Regions from separate parts of the Mus musculus genome. Here all the other regions are linked to region 1. A link is a loop called in an ENCODE intact Hi-C map of the cell type or tissue named here. Cell type or tissue: heart. All regions are shown on one strand. Links, peaks and the distances in the headings refer to the core of each region. The heading gives the core; the rest is flanking DNA. Region 1 holds the start of Ppp3cc (protein phosphatase 3, catalytic subunit, gamma isoform). Region 2 holds the start of Sorbs3 (sorbin and SH3 domain containing 3). Region 3 overlaps Piwil2 (piwi-like RNA-mediated gene silencing 2). Region 4 overlaps Sorbs3 (sorbin and SH3 domain containing 3).

Region 1 (5,718 bases), core at 397-5,396:
AAATCAGGACCGTGAGCTGCCAGACTGGCCTTGAACTCAGTTTGGGCTGAGAGGAACTTGAACTCTTGATCCTCCTGCCTCCACCTCTCCAGTCCTGAGACTGCTGGCATTTACCACCTTGCTTGGCCTCACACCCCACTTTGGTAAGAGACTTAAAACTATTTCAAACTCTGAGAAACCCAAGAAAAATGTTACACAGAATCCAACACTGCTGAAGTCAAGTGCTTATGCTAAAGTTTTTATATGTGAGATGACTTCACACATTGCAAGTATCTGGAATCCTTTTATGAATGTGATTTAGGCTTGGGGCTGGCGAGCAGCACTTGCTTCTGTTGTAGAGGACTCAGGCCCTGTTGCCAGCACCCACGTGACAGCTTACAACAGCCTGGAACTCCAGTTCCTGAGGATCCAAACTCCTCTTTTGGCCTCTGAGAGCTACAGGCATGTACATGGTGCACATATGTACATGCAGGCACGATACTCAAATACATAAAATAAATCTTATTTAAAAAGACAAAAAGGTGAGCTGTGGTGGCATGCACCTTTAATTCCAGCTCTCAGGAGGGAGAGGTAGCAGGAGCTCTGTGGGTTCAGCCTGATCTTTGAAGCTCCAGGGTATCCAGGACTATAGAGAGAGCGCCCCTCCCCCTCCCCGCCCTCCAAGCCTTAAAATGGGTGTGTACCACTGCAGAGTCTGCAGTGGGAAATAACCACGAATTTGCCTGGCTGGACACAGAATAAAACTCTGCTCAGTCACTCACACACAGAGCGACACTCGGTCCTTTCCTACACAGCATGTGTTAATATGTAATTCTGTTAAAGAACAAGTTGGTATCCAATCATACAGACTCTATAGATGGTTTTCCGCTCAGCTGTAAACACACCTGTACTTCAAGTGCCTTTCATTTCACTTCCGTTTTAAGTGTAAGACACGGTCATTTTACAATGTCCTTGATGCAATCTGGTGAAAATAAGCTGGTACAAAAGGAGATTAGACTCTGAGATTCTTGCCGGTCTGAGGAGAGCGCCGCTTAAGCCTCGCGCAGACCTCATTTATCCTGGCTTGACTCGGGGATTCAGGTTTAAGTGGTTCCCCTGTCTACTTCAGCTGAGAAATAGGCATATTTTGATAAGAGAAAAATATGGGAAGAAAAAGAAGGACGAAACACTACAATGGTAGAGTGGCGAGAAATCATTTTAACGTGGGAGGAACCCGCCAACACCCTTGCCCTTGCGCAGTTGGTTTGCATGGGCCCGTGCTACCCGGGACAGTTCAGAAGTTAATGTCCACCATGACCTTGCTTCACCAGGGAAGGTTGTAGAAGTGATTCCTGTGTATTAAGAGGCTCAGATCTTCCTCATGGCTTAAATGCTATAAAGCCTTCCACGAAGACCGTCATGGCACTCTAGCTGTTAAAGGACTAAGTCCATTCTATGAACAATTGACTTCAATCCCTAATGATTCCAAATTCTGAGGAAATAAGTCTCAAAAGTACTGTCTGCCAAGGCAGATAACTAACATTTATGACACCAATACTATCCTTCTCTCTCTGAGCACTCAATAGGCTCCCCCTTATTTAAAAAAAAAATTATCATTACTAATCTTAGTTTCCTGTCTCCTAATATCAAAATGAAACGGGGAAATAATTTTTAGTTTTTTCCCACTATGGTGAAAACCACCTCACTCAGAAATAACTGGTCTAAGCATAGCACCTTCTTAGAAAACAGTGCTTTCAAACCAACTATTATTATGGAGGGGTCTTAGAAGTCGGACAATAGAAGCATGTGAATCAGTGGTTATGTTAGACAGGTCCTTTTGGGTAAAGGGCAGAAACTATATCATAAACTCAGAAGATTTAGAAACACTTTCGTGTTTCCTTAGAATAACTGAATATCAGATATAATGAGAGACATCTGGGAGATTATTATTCACCAAGTCCTTATAGCCAAAACTTGTAAGCCCTTTTAAGAAGACTGTGTCACTATCATCTTGTTTCTTTTAATAAAAGCAATGACTTGGGATATGTAGAGAAAGTGAGCCAAACGTGCACAGTATACCCACCACACCCCTCAAAAATAATTTTTTAAAGGGTTTGGTAAGGAGCTGTCAAAAAAGAGCTGAGCCTAAGGAAAGGCATGACTTGGGTGAGTCAAGAGAACTCCCTGCTCACACAACCCAGACGGTGTCCCCAGATGAAAGACCAAAAAGTGGGGAATCAGGAGAAACCGCCTGGATGCTTCGGGAGTGGATGGCGGGCGCGGTCGCTCTATCCACCTCCCGCTAGGTACCCGTCCAGCAGTCACCGGGGACGCCGGCGGACAGCAGCCCGGTCCTCCCCGCGCCCTGCAGCGCCTCCCGCCGCTGCCTCCATCCCCGCTCCTCGAGTCCCCGAGCCGTCGCCCGGCGAGGGCCGTTCCCCGCGGCGCGCTCGGCACCTTTGATGACGCGCTCGGTCGTGGAGAACTGAGGGCGCCTCACGGACATGGTCTCCTCCCGGCTCCGGCGGCCCGCTGGACGCAAGCCGCCGCCTTCCTCCTAGGCGGGCTGCGCTCGGCGAGCGGGCAGCCACCGTGCCGGGCCCCGGAATACGGGGCGTCCTCGGACGGCGGCGGCCGCAGCGCCGCTCCCTCCCTGCGGCGGCGCCCGCGGCTCGGCGGGGACGACCGCGTCGAGAGCTACGGCGACCGCGGCTGAGGGACACAACTAGGGAGACCGCGGCTGCGCGCGGCTGGGGCCCCGCGTGCGCGCCTCCGCGCTCACAACTTCCCGGCGGCCTCGAGGGCCGCAGCCGCGCTCTGCGCACGCGCGGATCTCGGGTCTCAGCTCCGGATTCACTGCTGACCGCCGTCCGCCTCGCGTGGGGCAGATGCTCTGGACGCCCAACCCTGACCTGTAGCTTCTCAAACCAGCCGCTGGGACCTCGGAAGCAGCTGCGACCTTGGGACCAGGCAGGTGTCCTGATTCTTGGTGGCTGCCACTGAGTCTGTGTCCCTCTCATCAGAGAGAGCCCCTATCTCATGAACGCTCTCTCCGTTATCACTGGGGTCCTCCACCCACTTTGTCTCCATAAGAAATTAACCATTCTACCCTGTTTCTCAGGTTACCCTCTCCCATTCACCAACCCCCAAACTTTGAAACCCCTGTCAACTTCATGTTTGTTGCATACAGCTTGTATCTAGCAGCCTAAGTACCTCCGTGGCCATCCTACTCCAGTTCAGCTCCTGGGAGAACCCCGTTTCTGAGAAGCGGTGTCTCCCTTTCTATATACATGAGACAGCAGTCACTCACTGTCTTCTGGGACGCTAGCCCAGGCTTCCTTGAGAAAGGGAATTGACTTCTAACCGATTTCCCCTTATATTGTCACCTGCCTACTTGGACGCATCTATTCCACTGTGGAATAGTGACACACAGTGACACCGCACCTGCCTCCCTACCGTGTGTGAGTGTGTGTGCGCGTGTCATGTATGTGTGGTGTGGAGTAGGTGTGTGTGCATGCATGAAGTGTTTGTATTTGTGTGTGCTGGTGAGCTGGCCCATACGAGCACATATGGAGGCCAGAGGTCGAGGCCATCCTCTAGTGCTCCTACCTTAAATTTAATAGACAGGGTCCCATTAAACTTGAAGCTGACATGCCTGCTAGACTGGAAGGCCAGCAAATTCTCTCACCTGTCCCTCTGCCTGTCCCCTTTCCCCCATAGCACTGAAGTTACAAACGCTGAGGTTGTACCCAGGTTCTATTTGAATGCAGGGACTCAAACAGAACCCCATGCTTGTGTTTCACTGAGCCATTTTCCTCATCCCCTCCTCATATGTTTTTTATTTTGTTTTATTTTTGCAGTGATGGGGACTTGCAATCCCATAGTCAAGTTTCACAATCTGGCTTATTTTTAGGTTAAAAATTGGTCATTATTGCTCCTTAATTAGAAGCCTCTTTCTCACTGAGGACAGGACTTGGCCAGGCAAAAAGTACTTTGCTTTTTTTTTTTATTTTAGCAATGATAATGAAATATTGAAACTTAAATCCAAGGAAACGTACAATTTATAGGCCAACCAGTCTTCATAGTTACTACAATGGCCAATAAGTAACCATATGTGGCATTGTAAATTAAATTTTAGTAGTTCAGTTTCCTCTTGTGTCTTAGCCAAACTTCAAGTGCTGGCTGCATTATTGGCTGTGATAAGACATTTTCATCATTGTAGAAAGGGTTGGCTTGGCTTGGCTTGGGGATTTTGTTTGTTTTGTCTTTAGAAACAGGTCTTATGCCATTCAAGCTAACCTGGAACTCATAGCCAAGAGTGACGGTGAGCTACTGATCCTCCTGCCGACACCTCCCAAATGATGGGATTATTGGTATTTACCACCTTGCCAGGCAGTGCAGGAAGTACTGTGGGATAATTAAGAGACTATAGGGTCAAGACTAAGTCTCCCCTAATATAGATTTGTGTACAGAAAGGAGGTCTAGCATATGGACTAGAATCAGACCCTCCCTTGTCTCCTGTTGTCTTGACCTAATCTTTCACGGTAAGGCACACTTGAGGCAGGAGCCCTTCGGAGACTAAATAGAATTTGGTTTTGTTTTCACAGAGTGTGATTTCAGGCTTCCACAATGAGAACAGTTGTGATATTTTAAGAAAGTTCTCTATTTAAGAAGCAATCAGAGTGCTATACCTCCATTGAACAGACATGGAATCAGATGCTAACACCGACAGGATTGCTAAAACCAAAAAGCTTTGGGAAACTCTAAATCAAAAGGAAACAATAGATTATTCAGTATTAGTTATGGAAAGTTTATCAACTACTTGGATTTTTTTTCCCTTCGAGACAGGGTTTCTCTGTGTAGCTCTGGCTATCCTAGAACTCATTCCATAGACCAGGCTGGCCTCGAATTCACAGAAATTCACCTGCCTCTGCTTCCTAAGTGCTGGGATTAAAGTTGTGTGCCATTACACTGGATTACCTACTTGGATCTTAAATTAGATTCACCTCCATGACATAAAAAAATTTAGCATTCAGAAGGTGGAGGCAGGAGGATCAGAATATTTATTATGTAGTTCTTTCTCCATTAGACTCTAAAGGTGGAGACTATATTCTGTGTCTAGGTTGGTCTTTTTATATAAGATGCTCATTGCTTACTAGAATAACAAAGTTACCTCCTTTTAAAATAATTTCATATGCTCTTGTACACAGAGTCTGAGTGAAGTATAACTGGACAATTGGGATATTGTCTTAGTTAGGTTTCTTTGCTGTAATAAAGCACCATGACCCAAAACAACTTGGGAAGGAAACAGTTTATTTCAGCTTCTATGTCATGGTGACAGTCCTTTGTGAAGAGACTTGTGTGGTGTGTGAGTTCAAGGTATAAGAAATATGCCTCATATTCAAGCCATAAGGAATATGAATATATATGTACACACACACACACACACACACACACACACACACACACACATACATATATATTCAACTCACTGACATCTGCCTGCCTCTGCCTTCCAAGTGCTGGAGCTAAAGATGTGTGCCACCATGCCTGGCTCATTGTTATATTTTTAAAATTATTTGTATGTGCCACTGCCTACAGAAACCAGAAATGTTGGACACTATCCCTGGTGCTGGAGTTATGGGCAGTTAAGAGCCACTTAACATGGGTGCTAGGAATTGAACTCAGGTCCTCTGCAAAAGCAGTACATATTCTTAACCACTAGGCATTTCTCCAGTC
Region 2 (5,718 bases), core at 308-5,307, 84 kb before region 1:
GACCTTCTCATGGCCTTGAAAGATCCAGTTCCTTTCCATGTGGCACAGGGAACTTGCCCCATCCCCTGCGTAAGGTTCTTAGAGCAGATCTTCCCAAGCAGACCCACCTGGATTCAAGGAACCATCTCTCCTGGGTGGGGGGCAGCCATTGCACACAGTCCTGGGCGCAGGGTCATGAAACTGGAAATTAAGGGTGTTGGAGCCACCATTCCGGATCACTGGCACCTGTGGGGAGGGGCCAGGAGCGGCAAGCTCAGGGCCCAGAGGCTCCACAGGAGTTCCACTGGGAAGGAATGGCCTCCTGGGGAAGTTTCGGAGGCTCTTAGGAGCTTCCTTCAGACTGTCTTCCCTCCTTATATTGTCGATCCACGGCTCCCCCCACCTGGCCTGCTAGTGTCCCATCAACTGCTGGCCCATCAGTGTCCTTTTTTCCTCGCTGTTCACTCACCCTTGTCCCCCGGGAGGATGAGCCTATATGGGTTCGGAGGTGACCAGGGATGAAATCATCCAGGCTGAGCCCAGCAGGGAGGCCTTGCATGCTTGGGTCAAGGTTGGAGGACGCAGGATGTGCCAGCTGCTCCTTCGTGTGTACTCTGCAGAGAAGGAGGAAGGAAGGGAAAGCCCTGCTCGGCTGGACTGCCTGGGACCTCTTGACTCAACCCACTGGTGGGGGAGGAAGGTAGGTTTGTGGGAGGGAATTATGGCCAGCTGGGTGGGAGCTCAAGGACCCAGGAAACAGGCAGCTCTGGGCACCCGCCTGCAGGCTGCCAGTGCCGACTCCCAGAGGCACAATGGATTGCTTGTTAGGCCTGGGGCACGAGCTCTGGGTGGGAGTGGGGGAGGGGAAGCCAGGCAAGGAGGAAGATAGAGAGGCTGGCCAGGAGCAGGCCTGCAGCCTGCTGACCACCCTTCTGGGGCTCTCCGTGCCAGGATAGCCAGCTCCCCTCGAGGGAAGGCACAGGGGAACTAGGGCAGCTAACACAGAGGACCTGAGCACAGAGGACTTTGTCTCCATTCTTCTGTCATGCTTCTGCCCTGGGTAGCATCTGCGTGCACACAGGCACAAAGGCAGTCAACATCAAGGCCACCGACCTGCTGACCACTGCGAAGCAGCCAGCAGCAGTGCCCTCATCCCTACCACCAGGGCCAGGGAGAGCATGGGAGAGCATTGGCAGGCAGGCAGGGAGCCACTTCTGAGATCTAGGGAATGTGGGGCTGCCCGCTGGCCTCCTGTGCACATCAGGGCTCCAGAACACTCAGAGCCAGCGCTGGGGGAAATGGAAGGGAAAGCAGCAGATGGCAGCACCAGAGGACCTGCTTCTGCCCTGGGGGTGGTGCTGAGGTTTTTCTCCTGCACACCGACCAATGCTCCTGTACCCACAAGCTTGGCTTTGAAGGGAGGCTCCTTCCTGACTCAGAGCATCTGCCTGACAAGCCAGTCGGTTCTGCCTCACCCGGGGGTCAGCAGAAGGGAGCTCGGGGCACCTGGGAGATGGGTGAGCAAAAGGGCACACCCATAGATGAGTGCAAGAGGACAGAGCACTCATGGTTCAGGGGCACAAAGGGATTTTAGGGTCTAGAGAGCTGGGGTATAGGATCTTCAGCTCTTCATCTTTATGGCTGAATGGGGCACTAGGGGGATAGACTTACATCACCTTTTGGACTGGGCCAAATCAGGCTTGTATGTGCCTGTGGGGTTTGTGGGGGTTCCAAGAAAGGACACCAGATATCCCAGGTGGTGTCCTGTGTGTGGTAGGATATGTTCAGTGCTGTGAATGTGATGGGGTGGGGGAGGGCAGGGTGGATCATGTGAGGAGCTCGGGAATGTCAGGACTGTGTACAGCAAGGGGTCATATGGACAGCACAGGAGCTGTGGGAAGGGTACAGAGGAGGCCTGCAGGGCCTTATTTTCTGTGCTCACATCCTGCTCAGGCATGGACAAGGAGACGAGGAAGGCTAGGGTCAGTAAGTCTCTGGTCTGTATTTGTGGGGATTCCTTCTGACATCTGAGCAGCCTTTTGGGGACCCAGCCAATCCCTGACTTTGTGTGTGGGGAGGGGAGGCTGAGGTGCAGCCCACCAGCTGGATTCAATTAAAGCTCTTACCAAAAAGCTAACCATACAAACACACACCCGTTCCCGCCACCCGTTCCCGCAGCCCTCACCGCTGCTGCCTGCCGACTCTCGGACTTCCTCCAGGGGAAAGTGAAGCCAGGCAGACTGATGACCCAGGAAGCCTGGGCACACCGGCTGTGTGCTACCCCTCCCTGCCCGGCTGAGGGCTTGAGGCCAAACTGCCTTCGGCATCAGCAGTTGCACCCATCAGCTGACAGGCCTTCCTTCCCTAATGTCACTGTGTCCCACCCTCCCAGCAAATCCAGAAGTGTCCTCTCTAGGGAAAAAGGACCAGTTCTCCATCACCACCTTGTTTCAGGAGCTACTGACCCTAGGATACCTCCATCGGCTCCCCTCCCACTGAGCTCCTGGGAATACTCGAGGTTAGGATAGGGCCCCCCATGGTGGTCCTGGTTTTTCTCCCAGCAGGCTGCCTGGAGACATTTGGCAGAACCTAAGGAAGACAGAGGTCTCCTGGGGAATTGGTATCTGTCTAGCATAAAACGGACACCTCTGGTGAGTTCCCAGAATCCAGGCAGCCCCTGCATTCCAGCAGACCCCTAGAAGAATGAAGAACGTCCAGGTTTGGTGGACTCCTTCCCATCTGAGTGAGGCCTTGATGGTGGGGACGTCGTTCTCTGCCTTTCCAGGTCTTATCAAACTATAGCTCCCCACTAACAGGGTCAGGGGGTTTCAAATTCACCTTTTCTGGTTTGTACAACCTCAGAGACCAGGACACGGAGGGAGGGACTCTACGCCTTCGCTCCGGTCCACGCCAGGCTATGTCTTGCCTCCTTCCCGCCCCTTTGCATCGCTGAACCTACCTTCCCCCGGCGAGCAGGTGGGGGGGCTTGGGGCTGCCCAGGAGGGCAGGAGCATCCCAGCCCGCTTCTGCCTGGAGCAGCCGCGGCGAGCCCTCGGGGAAAGAGGGCAGGGAAAAGTGCGGGTGGTCACGGCCCTCGTGACTGGTCAGGACGCTGGGCCAGGCTCGGCGCCCAACAAGGAAGAGAGCGGCCGAGGGGGCGCGCTAGGAGGCAGGACCCTGAGATGAATGCGGCAGGAGGAGTTTGGGACTTGGATTTGAACTGTGAGCCGGGGCTATGCTGGAGTAAAGTGGAGATGCCTGCTACTCCCTCACTCACTCCCGCGAGTGCCCTCTGTCCGGCGACGCGCCACGGGAACACTGTGGCCCCTTGCCCAAGGGGCCGGGCTGTCCAGGAGGCGGTGCCGGGAGGGGCCACCGAGGGTCCCCCGGGAGCCCGCTGGGTTTCCCAGATGCCTTCCCCGGCCCCCACCGCAAAGCTGGAGTCAGAAAGGGGCGGGAGGGCTGGCGGGGGCCACTCAGAGTTTCCAGCGACATTTCCAGGGTGTGGGAAGCGAGCTGCTCCACAAGAGCCAGGACACAGGGCAGGAGTGATTAACCGAATGGTCCCTGAGTGCCAGAGCCCGGGTGGGGCCGGAATTAGATACGCAGCCCTCGGCCTTGGAGAGGCAGGAGACAGGCCCGGAGGCAGACAGGCTGGGACCGAGATAAGTCACGGTGGCCCAGGAACAAGGCAACACCCGCTTGGGGAGAGAGAGTTCATGCTTGTTAGACCTAAGCGCACTGACCAGGCGTTTGCAAACACTCGTGTACTGGCAAACGTGAGGATGCTCACACACACGTGCAAAGTTTGGGGGAGGGAATCGACCGGCTCCCTGGACGTGCCACAGCATTGAAGAGGATAAGGGTGGGGCCCTTTGGGCGGGGATGAGGTTAAGAGGGTCTTGGTGTTCCCATTCACCGTATTTGTTTTGATCCTGCTTTTCCGCTGTTCCTACAGTGCTGACTGCTGACGCAGATCTGAAGGACACCGCCCACTGGCTCCCCATTCTCTCTGGCCCTCCCTCCTCCCCTCCTCGTCCAGTCTTCTGCTGGTAGGTGCCAGGGCAAATGTTTACTGACAATGGAAACCCTGGAGTACTCCTAGCCTAGGATTCACTGCGAACCCAAGTCCCCAACAAATCAACCGGTAAAAAAAACGGTTTCTGGTCCACTGCTGAGTATGGTAAATGACACCTACTGCCTTTTAATTGGTGCCTGAGCCACCTGGAGTTAGTGTTTCCCAGGACATCACAGCCCCTAGCACGCTCACCTCTTATTAGCTTCACATTTTCCCAGTTGTGGGGGAAGAACTGTTTGTGGTGCCCGCAAACAAAACCCACCCCCACCTCCCGGGAAACTTAGGTCAAGGACAGCTCAAGAGATGAGCGTGCCAGAGCTCCCATGAGTGGGGAGTCTTCAGGAAGCAGTTTCATAGGCTTCCAGAGATGTAAACCTGCTAACAGGGCTCTGATTCGCATACGTGAGGTGTTTTTAACGGATGTAGGTATTACACAGTACACGGTGTTTGTGGGAGGGGCGGAGGTAGGAAAGCTGAAGGGAGAGAGATGGAGGAGTGGAGGAGCTCTGAGACCCTCTTTGAGGTCAGGCAGCTGTACACAGCCTCTCTGCCACTTGATTATCCACCCATTCCAGGGAAGCAGCCTCCCCCTCCCCCAGGGGATTAAAAGTACTACCCATGTCCCTCTTTAAAGTTTTCCCACCTGTTAGGGTCCTTGGGACTAAGAAGGGCTACATCACTTTCATTGTCTTCTTTGTTGTTCAAAGACGAAGCTGAAGATCTTCCCACTCCAAGAATCCTGGCCATCCCCCTTCACCAGCAGTGAACTTCTTAGGCTCTAAGGCTCTGACCTGGACTCCAAGATAAATATTTAATGTAGAGGGTGCCGCTGAGCTGCCGAAGGTCCCAACTTCCTGTTTCTCACAAGAGAAGGCACAGTGTGGGCAAGGGAGCTGAGGACTGGCTACCAGTCCCATCTCTATGGGGATGGGGAGTCTAGTAAACAGTCTTGGAGGATGTAGGTTGGGAGGAACGGGGAGGGTGGCAATGGAGGGCTGAACTGCTGCAGCTCTGCTTTGTCAGTCAGGCCGGGGCTGGCTCGCCACCTCTCAGGTTGGAGCTCACTGTGTTCACAAGTATTCGGATGGCTTTACAAAACACGGAGGCACGAGGCGCTAGGACCGCAGGGCAGGTAAGTCCAAGGAAACTTAAATAATCTCCTGCCCTCTTTTCTGCCCAGATTTAGGGAGAATTCTTCCTCTTTTAAGAAGATTAGGGAGAAAAATGTAGCAAGAATTCAGAGACTGGACTTAGAGAGCCAGGTGTCTGGTTTCCTGACCCCTCCCCCTAGCTGTAGCTGGCTGCTGCCTGCCTGCCTCACCCTGAGTAGCTTCCAGTGGCACATTAGAGCCAGGTAACATTGTCCCAGATAGTGCAGCCCTGGTCAGTATGCCATGCTCTGTCTCCTGCACACCCTTCTGCTCAAGAGGGACCTCCTTCCCTAGTAGTCGGCTGCCTGCACCCCTCCAGCATGGCCTTGGGTCAAGGACTGCCATGGTTGCCACAGCCACCTGAGCCCATGTAAACACAGTTACGTAACTGCTCTGTTTTTTCTAGCTATCTGATCCCAGTCACCAGGAGCCCCACCCAGCCCCAGGCAGCCAATTCTGTCCTATGCACATTCCCCCACCCCTCAGCCCCATAGTCCTCTTGTCCTCCGC
Region 3 (5,000 bases), core at 1-5,000, 120 kb after region 1:
AGCCTAACAGAAAAGCTGTCAGAAAGCTCCTTCAGTCTTAGCTACGGTTTCCTCTGCAAGCCTGAAGTGCAGAAGAGCTTCTGATCTCTGCATAATGTAGCCTGTGTTTACGACAGTCTTGCTATAGGAGAGTTGAGCTAGAAAGGCATGCATCTGCAGTGTGTACACGTGACTCAAGGCCCCCTCAGGACCCAGCTCACTGGACCCAGGGCTATCTCCCAGCTTAATTATATTACTGACCACCATGAACTAAAGAGAATGCAGATGAACTAGTTTCCAACTTGTGAACAGCCCAGCAAGGGAACTGCGTTTGTTCCAGCAGCTCACTGTAGGTTCTAGTTCATCAAATGAGATAGTTTGGAATTAACTCTTGTATAAAATTGAGAGCCCCTCAAAAGGAGATAAACAACTATAAACTATGTATAATTTTTTAAAGTGTAGAAGCTATCTCTCACCAAATATCTCTGTACTCTGAGGAGTGCTTCACATGTTAATGTCTGTTTTGGCTGAGTGTGGTCATCATAATCCCAGCATTAGGGAAGCTGAAGCAAGAGGGTCAGGATGGGCGATCCTCAGCTACACATCAAGTTTGAGACTAGCCTGAGTTATACAAAATCCTGTCTCAAAAACAAACTCCGGTCTGAAAAATTCTTAATCGAATCCAAAAGACTCCATCTGCCTACTCAGCTACCCACACACCTAACTTCAGGAACCCACACCTGACCTGTCGAGTGAGAGGTAATTTTTGAATGAGCTGATACTAAGATCACTCATTATGTGCTTCCAAGCCCACCCACAGGCACACACTGTGTGTGGCACCACGCACACCTCCTGGGGAGCCTTATTCCCACCATGGCGAGTTACAGACACAGCCTGCAGCAGCTTCCTTACCGCCGGAAGACAACATTGTAGAAGGGGATGCACAGGTCAGAACACGGCTCCAGGATCTTTGTCAGCTGAATCTTGATACTGATCTCGGCATCGTCAGTTTTCCTCTGACTTTTTAACTCAACAACCTAAGAAATAAACATGTACAGTAACGAGAAATGACAACGCTACACAGCCTTAACCCTAACTCAGTTCTAGAGCCCAAAAGGTAGCTTCTACTTCCCCTCACTTCACAGCCTGTGCTGGCAAAATCAGTGTGATAATAAACAAACAAACAAAATAAATAAGATTCAAAGTTGAACACTGAAATCTTTAGTTTTGTTTTTAATTGACGTTATGTATATGTATCATGTATATACAGGTATATATATACCCAAGGAGGCCAGAGAGGGCTTTGGCTCCCTGGACCTGGAGAGGATGACCGGATCACCCAGTATGGGTGGTAGGAGATGAACTGGGCTCTCTGCAGGAGAATCGGGTGTTCTTTACTGCTGAGCCCTGACGTTGAAAATCTGAGTGATTTGTCAGAGACCCAATGCTTCCTACCAGTCCACTTCCTACCAGTCCATTTACGTATCAGAAACGTTACTTCATAAACGCAAGCTGGAGTGGGGCTGGGGGTTGATCCCTGCTGTGTTCTGCAGAAATCTGCCTTCTGTCAAGCAAACTGTCCAGAAAATGTGTACTTTGCCACTACTCAACCCCTCAGAGCACACCGGAGTTTCACCCACACCACACTCTCCACTGGGTCTCACTTGTTGAAGCTTAACAGGAAGATAAAGAATAGAGCCATCAAAAGCAGTGACGTTTCCAGTGACAGACTGGTGGTCCTTCAACATGCCAAACCTCATGCTTTTGCATTCCACACTGGGGCTGCAAAATAACAAAGGGGATTTTAGTTCAGTTTGACTCAAACAGCAATCTTTACCAAAGCTGCGCAGTAAGTTATGTGACTTCAAGAAGCATTTTTTGCCCAGTACAGGGGAATGCCAGGGCCAGGAAGCAGGAGTGGGTGGGTTGGAGAGGGTATAGGGGACTTTCGGAGAGGAAACTAGGAAAGGGGATAGTATTTGAAATGTAAATAAAGAAAATATCTAATAAAAAAAAAAGAAGCATTTTTTGTACCTGCACTCCACCTAGTGGTCATATTTATAATTACACAGCTAACTAAAGAATGTCTCAAGGATACCTGCTGGAGTAGAAACATTAGAAAATGTAACTAATCTACCAGGCTTAGAGTTTATGCGTGCAGTTCAGCTACATGAGAGGCTGAGGCACGGGGATCATCAGTTTAAAACCTCTATAAGCAACTGATAAAGATCTGGAGGGAAGGCAAAACAAAATAAAACAAACAAAAATCCATAATTCTAGACAGCTTGCTTTTACACATCATTTATATCCTTCTAGACTTCTAAGCAGAGGATCAGAACACCGTAAGGGGCCATATTGTATCTAAAACTTTACATGGCCATACACTCTTGCTATAAAAACACAAAATCATAGCATAGAATGGCACAAGTATGGCAAAGTTCAATACAATTTCACGGTTAAACAAGCTGTGAGCCAGGCCTGACCTTGGGCTGACTGTGGTCTGCCAACCCCTGCTCTCAATCTTCAGCGGCACACACTTTTAAAGTGTTCCCCCCACTTGTTTAAAGAATTCTTTTTGAGATTTATTTTTATGTCTATATGCATGTGACTATGTGCATCTGCAGAGGGTAGCAGATTCCCTGGAGCAGGAATTATATGGGTTGTGAACCACCTGATATGGATGCTGGACTGAACTCAGTCCTCTGCAAGAATAGCAAGCTTTTGTTGTTTTTTTAACCTCTAAACCATCTCTCCAGCCACTAAACTGCTTTTGTTTTGTTGTTGAGACAAAAGTCTCTTGTAGACCAAGCTGGCCTTGAACTCAAAGAGATCCACCTGCCTCTGACTTTCAAGTACTGGGATTAAAGTCACGAACCACAATATCCTGCCATAAGGTACTTTAAAAATGAGATTGTAATCATTTTCATTCATGGTGATTTAAACTTTATATTATTCACTGCAGCAAATTGGCAGCTTAACAAATTGTAACAGCTACCTAATTATCAATGATTGTTCTACCATATACACTAGGGCACAATCTTGTTCTGCAACTGTAAAGTGTGAATAAATCCAAGATTAAAAACAAGATCCAAGTGTGTTCAAGTATAGGAAGACGTAACAAAATTCAACTGGCATCCCTAATATTAAATATTCACATGGTAGCATTTCCCTCATATGCAGATTGAGTACATTTCATGCCAATGCTTAAATCCAAAGCATTCTGATCCTGGAGTATTTGCATATACATAATAAAATATCCTGTGCATGAGACCTAAGTATAAACATGAAATGCACTCACGTTTTGTGTATGCCCAGTCTAAAAGTAATTTTATATATATTTAAAAATTTTTTTTAGGCTTAGGGGTGTTTTGTTGTCATTGTCTTTTGAAAGAGGGTCTTTATTTAGTAGCCCTGGCTGGCTTCGAACTCACTGTGTGACCAGGTTAGCCTTGGCCTTGTGGCTATCAGCCTGCCTCTGCTTCCCGCATGCTAGGATTAAATTCCTGCACCACTACACCTGGCTTAGATTTGTTTTGTGTGTATGAATATTTTGCCTAACTGCATGTATATGTAGCTCATATGTGCCAGATGATCATGGAGGTCAGAATAACTATATGTATATGTAACACATATGTGCCTGATGACCATGGAAGTCAGAAGAGGGTACTGGACCCCTGTGGACTGGTGTTACCAATGTTTGTGAATCACCATGTGGGTGCTTGGAACACCTTGACCTTCTGCAAGAACAGCAAATGCTCTTAGCCACTGAGCCATTTCTCCAGCCCCTTACATAATACTTTTAACAAGTCTGTATATGAAAAGTTTCATGGTGTGTAATTTTCTACTTAGAGCTTCATGTCCACATTCAAAAATGTTTAGATTCTGGGGCATTTCAGATTTGGGGTTTTCAGACTGGGACAAACCCCACCTATGCACATTTAGAGCAACATTCTGGCATTCCCCTCCCTGTTCCTATTCCATGAGGAAGCAACAGAGCTACAGGCAACTCCTGTACCACATCAGGGTTTTCCATATTATCAGTATCTTCTCTATTACATCACCTTCACACCATGGCTTCAAAAGTCCAACTGGGCTAGGCTCAGTCAGTAAAATGCTTGAACCTGCCCTAGTTTGCTTTTTTTTTTTTTTTATAGCTATGATAACACACCACGACCAAAATCAAATTGAGGGAGGAGGTGTTTTATTCCCATGTACAACTCTCAGGTCACGTCCCATCACTAAGGAAATTTAGGGCAGGACTTAAAGCCAGGAAATTAGAGGCAGAAACTGAAGCAGAACCCATGCAAGAGTACTGATTACTGGCTTGCTTAGTTTGCTTCCTTTTTTCTTCATTTCTTCTCTCATATATTACATCTGGACAGCAGTTTCTCCTCCATCCCTCCCCCCCTTCCCCCCCATTCACTCTTCCATTTCCATTCAGAAAAAGAGCAGGCTTGCAGAGTAGTCAACCTAAACAGCATATCAAGCTGCAATAAGATTAGGCATTTTCCTGCATATTAAGGCTGGACAAAGCAACAACCCAGTAGGATAGCAAGGGTCCCAAAAGCAGATACAAGTGCCACAAACAGGAGTCCCACAAAAACAACAAGCTACACAACTGTAACACATACACGGAGGGCCTGGGTGAGCCCCATGCAGACTCTGATGTTTGAGCCTCAGTGAGCCTGAACCCAGATGTGTTGAGTCTCTGAGTTGTCTTGTGGTGTCCTTGACCCCTCAGGCCCCTGCAATCCTCCCTCCCCCTCTTCAGCAGGATTCCCTGAATTCCGCCCAGCGTTTGTCAGGAACTACCTACCCAGAGATGCCACTACCCGCAGTGGGCTGTGACCTCCCATGTCAGTCCATCAGAAATGCCCTCCAGACTTGCCTACAGGCAGTCTAATGAGGGCACTTCCTCAGCTGGGGTTCCTTGTCAAGTCGACATAAAATTAACCAGGATAACACTGTATCAACCCTCACAGTGGCTTACTTGTAATTCCAGTAACTAGGAGCTATATAGG
Region 4 (5,718 bases), core at 390-5,389, 92 kb before region 1:
TGGGCACACATCACTTATGCTCTCTGGATCTGTGAGGGTCTGGCTCCTGACACACAACAGGAATGAGTCTGTTCCTGGCTACCTTTGATCCTTTGAGCTGGAATATCTGCTGCTGTGGAGCCCCCTTTGAGCACCTCTAGACCCTTTCCTGTCTGCTCCCAGATTGTGCCTGGTTTGGCCACAAGGGGACACTAGTCTCTATTTGGTCTTGGCCACAGCTCACCCGCTAGAAGTCTCAGTTGTGCCAGGCCTGGAGGCAGGTCTTTGCAGGGTCCCTAGATGCCTGGGTTCTGCAGAAGAGGCGCGTGCGGAAACCACTGGAGATGAATGAAGGCAGACAAGGACTAGTGTCGGGCAGTTACTTTAGGCTGTGATACCTCCATTCTAACACCTGGATAACAGGTTCACAGGGACAGAGGTGGATTCTGGGATAGAACATGGGCGTTGTCCCAAGAGATTTACGATACAAACTCTCCAAAACAGCTTCGGAACAGGTGATATCCCCATTTCACAGATAAGAAAAGAGAGGCCCAGGGAAACCTGGTCAGCAGATGGCAAAACAAGGCCTCTTTGGACAGTGAAGGTAGTCTTAGTCATTGACTACCAGGGGACTTAGTGTTCCCAGAGGTGCCCATTAAAATACTCTTTCATGGGATCGCACCACCCAGGAAGCCCCCAAACCCAGGCCACACGTCTCTAGACTCCAACCAATGAACCTACACCCCTCACTCACCTTTGGGTGGGTCTTCCAAGGTCCAGTCCAGCTGCAGGTCTAGGGAACAGAAAGGACTAGGTCATCAACGGAACACAGAGTGAGGACAGGGTGCTTTAGGAGCCTGCCTAGCTGCTCCCAGCCTCCCTTCTGCCTGGAGCAGGGGCTGAGGGCTGAGTCAGGGCCTGAAGAATGTCCTGAGGGAGGGAAGGAATTAGGAAGGCAGCCCTTGGGAGGGCTTGAAATGCCTGCCTCTGGCAGCCTTTAGGCCTGGGAGAGCCAAATGGGCGGCAACCACACCCTCTAGGTTCTCCTGCTTAATCCCCCCCCCCCCAATACACACACCCTCTCCTGACCTCTGTAGGCTTGTCCTGGCCATGCCAGCCTCTCCCCACTTCCCTTCTCCAACTGCACCTTCTTCTCAAATGTCTTATCTCACTCTTTGTCCACTCCCACACCTCCCAATGTTCAGGACTTTCTGGGCTCAGGATGGAGGAGGAGTCAAGTAAGAGGTTCTAAAACCCAAACACCATTCTCAGGAGCCTGCTTTTACCTCCCTCTGCTGCTGGGTGACTGCACCCAGCCTATGGTCAGTTCTCTTACAATCTTATGATCATCTAGCTTGACTCAGTGGTAGCATTTGTCACAGCTCTTCCTTCTGAAACTGCTTTCTCTCATCTGGCCACAGGGAGACTATTTGGCTCTCCTTGTCTCTCTTTGAAAGGAACTCCAGTCTCTCAGCTGCATTCCTCGCCTCAGTGGGGCTTCTCTGAACCCACATGGCTCTATCCTAAGGACTGTTTCTCCGTCTCCCTGGCTCCCCGTCTCCGTCTCCCTGTATGATCTTGGCTAGTCTCAAAGCTTTTCAAACACATTCAGCCTTGTTTCCATAGGGTCTATATCCATGGGTTCAACCAGGTCCACTTTGAGAATATAAATCATCTGCACTGCACATGTGCACAGACTATTTCTTGTCATTATTCCCTAAACAAGACAGTACAGTGTATATATGTAGCTACTAATACAGTATTTACTTTGTATTAAATATAAGTAATCTGGGGGGTGCTATAACATCTATGAGAGGCTGTCTGCAGGTATATGCAAATATGACTACTTATACCTAAATTTGTCATACTTTTACACTTATTTTATATTTTATATGTATGTATGTCTGTGAACCACAGGTGTGCCTGGTTCCCCATGGAGGCCAAAAGAGGGCCAGATCTGCTGGGACGGGAGTTACAGAGAGTTGTACACTGCCATGCAGAAGCTGGGACTTGAGTCTTTGTCTTCTAGAAAAGCAGCCACTTAACTCTGCAGCCCCTTCAGGGTTGTTTGTTTATTTGTTTGTTTGTTCATGTCCTTTTGTGTCTGTATGTGTGAGGATGCATGCGTGCCACAGCATGTGTGTGAGGGTCAGAGGACAACTTGCAAATGTCAGTCCTCTCCTTTCACGAGGTGGCTTTTGAAGGTCGTCAGGCTTGGAAGCCTTTGACCACTGAGTCATAGGACCTCACCCCATAGCCTAGGTTAGCTTAGAACTCATGGCAATCCTCCTGCCTCAGCTTCCCAATAGAGCTACCACCATGGGGCCCTAGAGCCGTGGCTTTGGGTATGGTGCTTCATACAAGGGACTTAGTCTCGAAGGGAGCCACTATCTAAGGACAGCTATCTGCCAGGGCTACACGTCGGAACTGTCTAGGACTGGAGGCTGCCATCTTTTTGAGCACCCCAGGTACTTCATATACAGCTTTAGACCTCGCCCCTGACCTAGCCCAGGACATTCCGCTGCCTGTTTCCCTTGGGTGTGGCAGGCCTGGAAAACCGAAAGCCTCTCGTTCTTGTTGTCTTTTGTTCTGGTTGACTCATTTTCTAGTCCTGGCTGTCTTAGAACTCACTGCAGATCAGGCTGACCTTGAACTCCTGCCTCGGTTTCTCAAGTGCTAGGACTAAAGTCATGTGCCACCTTGCCAGGCTCCAAATGCCTCTTAAACCTGTTTCCTCTGCCATCTTCCCTGTCTCTAACAAATGTCAGCACCAAAGCCAGGCCCACTCCCGTGACCCCTGAGACATGAAGACTGAGAGCTGTCTGTCAGCCTCAGCTACATGGTGAGTTCAAAGCCAGCCTGGAATACATGAGACCTGATCTGAAAGACAAAAAGGGGGCCAAACGGCAGCTCCATCCTTCAGCTTGCTCAGGTTTAAAGTCACTCTCATGCTGTTCTGTCATGTTATGTTCCATTATCAGCAGATTCCAATGCTATACTTGGAATGTCTCTGGAACTACCATACCGTTCCATCCCACTGCCCGGGACTGGGCCACTGCTAGGTGTAGACTGGATAAGAGCAGAGCTTTCGTGATGGCTTCCTACCCACTCCCACCCCCAGCCTTGCCAATCAGGGGAATTGGTAGCCTTGTTCCCACCATCTCTTCTGTGTCTAGCTGTATGGGAGATCCTCCCGGTCATCTTGGTTAGAACTCTTCACTCTGCTGCTCAGAATTGCTCAGAGGTTCCAGGTTTCTTGTCCAATAAAAGTCAAAGCCCTCTTAGGAACCCCCAAAGCCTCCCAAGACCTGACCCTATGACCTTTCTGACTATGATTCCCATCCTGAATCCCCTTTAACCTTAATCCAGGGTTTCCCTGGCTGTGTTTTCCCCTCTGGGTTTTTGGAGCGCCCTCTGCTGGCCACATTCCTCTCTACCCTTTCTGGGCTAAGCTCAAGGGCGTCTTCACAGGGTCCTTCCTCACCTCTTCTGGGTGCCCTTTCTGCCATCTGTGTATTGGGCATCTTTTTAGAACAGTGCTCAGTGCACAGGAAGTCCTCAGAGATAGGCAAGCATTGATTCAATGCACACGTGGCCTGTAGAGCGCTCATACGCAGCTCAGTATTGGCTGCATTCACACTACTGCTCCGGGTGGTGCCACAGCCTAGCCAGAAGTCCAGAGAAATCCCAGGAAGCCCCCAGAGGACATGGGGAAACTTCAGCTGGTCGCTGTCCACTCAACTACATTCTGGAGGCCATTCTTGGCGTCAAACATTGACAGAACAGAGAAACTCCTTCCCTGCCTCCTTCCCTTCCTCTTCTCTTTCTTCCCCCAAACCCACTTTCTTTTTTTAGATTTTTGAGAGTCTCACTTTGTAGCCTAGGCTGGCCTTCAAGTCTGTGTTTCCCCCTGCCTTTGCCTCCTGAGTGCTGGAGTTACAGGCACCAACTTGTTTGTTTGTTTGTTTGTGCCTGTTTCCAGGACCACTCACATGAGAGCTTGGAGAGAGGAGTCAGAAGAATTTCATTTCATAAGCAAAGAAATCCCCCTTCTATCCCGCCCACAGGTTCCAGATAGTTGGGAGTCTACTGGGCCCTGGGAGGGTGTCTAACCTGGCATTTTCCGGTGAATTTGCTGGAACATTCTTCGATACCAGTCTCTGGGGCTGTCAACACTCTGAGATCAGAAAATTAAAATCAGGTCTCTCTGCTCACCCACCCTTCTCAGGCCTCCCTGCTCACCCACCCTCCCCAGTGACAAGCCAACTCGGGCACCTTGACATCCCTATAGATGGCTGGGGTCTGGGAACTCTCTCTGGTGCTGGTGCTGATGTGTGTGTGTGTGCATGTGTGTGCACCTGTGTGCATGCAGGCACACATCCCAGTGCATGGACGGACATGTGGAGGCCAGGGGTCAATTGCACACCACCGGGATGTACAGATTCCACACACACATGCGGAGGCCAGAGGACAGTTTGCAGGAGTAGGACCTCTGCTGCTACCACATGGATTCTGGGATCAAACTCAGGTCATTAGGGATGGTGGTAACTGCCTTTGTTCACTTGAGCCTTTTCACCAGCCCTCTACCTAATTAATTTTTATTTGTTTACTCTAAAAAAATTTTTTTAACGTGTATGAATGTTTTGCTTATATCCTTAGAGGTCAGAAGAGAGCATTAGCGTCCCTGGAAGCAGAGCTATAGACAGTTGTGAGGTGCCATGTGGGTTCTGGGGTTCCAACCCTGGTCTTCTCCAGGAACAAGTACTCCTAACCACTGAACCATCTCTTCAGCCCCTTATTTTTATTCTATTTTAATTTTTGAGACAATGTTTCACTAGATAGCCTTCGGCTGGCCTAGAACTCAGTATGTAGTCTGCACTGGCCTTGAACTCACAGAGATCCTCCTGCCTCTGCCTCCTGAGTGCTAAGATTAAAGGCACCACCATTCCTCAAAAAAAAAAAAAAAAGATTATTATTTTTTTTTTGAGACAGGATCTCTCACTGAACCTGGAGCTCACTGTTTCCTCTAGACTGCTTAGCCAGGACGCCACTGGACCTGCCTGTGACCCCCTAACCCCAGCTTTGGGATTGTAGACATATATTGCAGCACCTAGCTTTAATTATGCAGTAAGCACTTTGACTACTGAGCCTTCTCCCCAGCTCCTTTTGTAGCAACTTCATGTGGCATGTTGTGCCTGAATTCAGCGCATGCGAGAACTCTCTTCAGTGTAGAGCATGATGACCCTCCATCAGGAGATGGAGACCGATTTACATTTTCCTCGTGGTTTTCATATCTGTATGGGCATGCACAGCACATGCGCGAGTGCATGTTTGTGTGGGTGTAGGTGTGTGTGTGTGTTTGTATATGTGTATGTGCATGCACATGCATATGGAGGCCAGAGGTCAACCTCAGTTACTATTCTTCAGGCACTGTCTATTAATTAATTTATTAATTTTTGAGACAAGGTTTTTCTGTGTAGCTCTGACTGGAGCTCATTACGTAGACCAGGCTGGCTTCCAACTCAGAGATCCACTTGCCTCTGTGCTGGAGCTATAAGCATGTGCTACCATGTCCAGCTGCGTGTGTGTGTGTGTGTGTGTGTGTGTGTGTGTGTGTGTGTGTGTGTAATGTTTCAGAGATAAGAACTCAGGCTTGTATGGCCAGCAGTTCACAGACTGAGCTATCTCCGCAGTCTTGTGGCTATTCCTAAGGCGTCTACATTTTTCTACATGAACACA

Evidence for each region. Peaks named below come from ENCODE experiments on the same cell type or tissue, not always from the same donor. Only the 100,000 strongest peaks of a DNase experiment are listed, where the experiment ranks them.
Region 2: it touches region 1 in a loop (1.9-fold over the local background); 8 of 42 quality-filtered maps call a loop at or near these places.
Region 3: it touches region 1 in a loop (3.0-fold over the local background); 2 of 42 quality-filtered maps call a loop at or near these places.
Region 4: it touches region 1 in a loop (1.8-fold over the local background); 8 of 42 quality-filtered maps call a loop at or near these places.

What each region holds. Positions count from the first base shown.
Region 1 is chr14:70,286,745-70,292,462 of GRCm38, forward strand. Ppp3cc (protein phosphatase 3, catalytic subunit, gamma isoform) reads right to left here and starts at 2,753. Exons shown (of 14, transcript NM_008915.3): 1 at 2,437-2,753. The coding sequence starts at 2,485. In heart, for the core only: a CTCF peak has its summit at 2,620; a DNase peak (open chromatin) is centred at 2,757; H3K4me3 peaks cover 2,493 bases; H3K27ac peaks cover 1,387 bases; H3K27me3 peaks cover 1,222 bases.
Region 2 is chr14:70,202,824-70,208,541 of GRCm38, forward strand. It overlaps Sorbs3 (sorbin and SH3 domain containing 3), which reads right to left and starts at 4,848. Exons shown (of 21, transcript NM_011366.3): 1 at 4,701-4,848; 2 at 449-593; 3 at 108-225. The coding sequence starts at 4,804. It overlaps Gm26908 (a long non-coding RNA gene), which reads left to right and starts at 596. Exons shown (of 5, transcript XR_874791.3): 1 at 596-679; 2 at 2,541-4,031; 3 at 4,765-5,189. In heart, for the core only: CTCF peaks have their summits at 1,233 and 2,211; DNase peaks (open chromatin) are centred at 728, 2,288, 3,438, 3,938 and 3 weaker places; H3K4me3 peaks cover 4,973 bases; H3K27ac peaks cover 5,000 bases.
Region 3 is chr14:70,409,491-70,414,490 of GRCm38, forward strand. It overlaps Piwil2 (piwi-like RNA-mediated gene silencing 2), which reads right to left. Exons shown (of 23, transcript NM_021308.2): 7 at 1,644-1,761; 8 at 892-1,016. Among named protein-coding and RNA genes, the nearest start is that of Gm24890, 17 kb to the right of the region's middle. In heart, for the core only: a CTCF peak has its summit at 2,033 (motif pointing left); no DNase peak of the experiment used is centred there.
Region 4 is chr14:70,195,190-70,200,907 of GRCm38, forward strand. Sorbs3 (sorbin and SH3 domain containing 3) reads right to left here. Exons shown (of 21, transcript NM_011366.3): 5 at 4,093-4,156; 6 at 734-772; 7 at 224-317. Among named protein-coding and RNA genes, the nearest start is that of Gm26908, 5.4 kb to the right of the region's middle. In heart, for the core only: a CTCF peak has its summit at 3,406 (motif pointing left); DNase peaks (open chromatin) are centred at 1,002, 3,422 and 3,542; H3K27ac peaks cover 572 bases.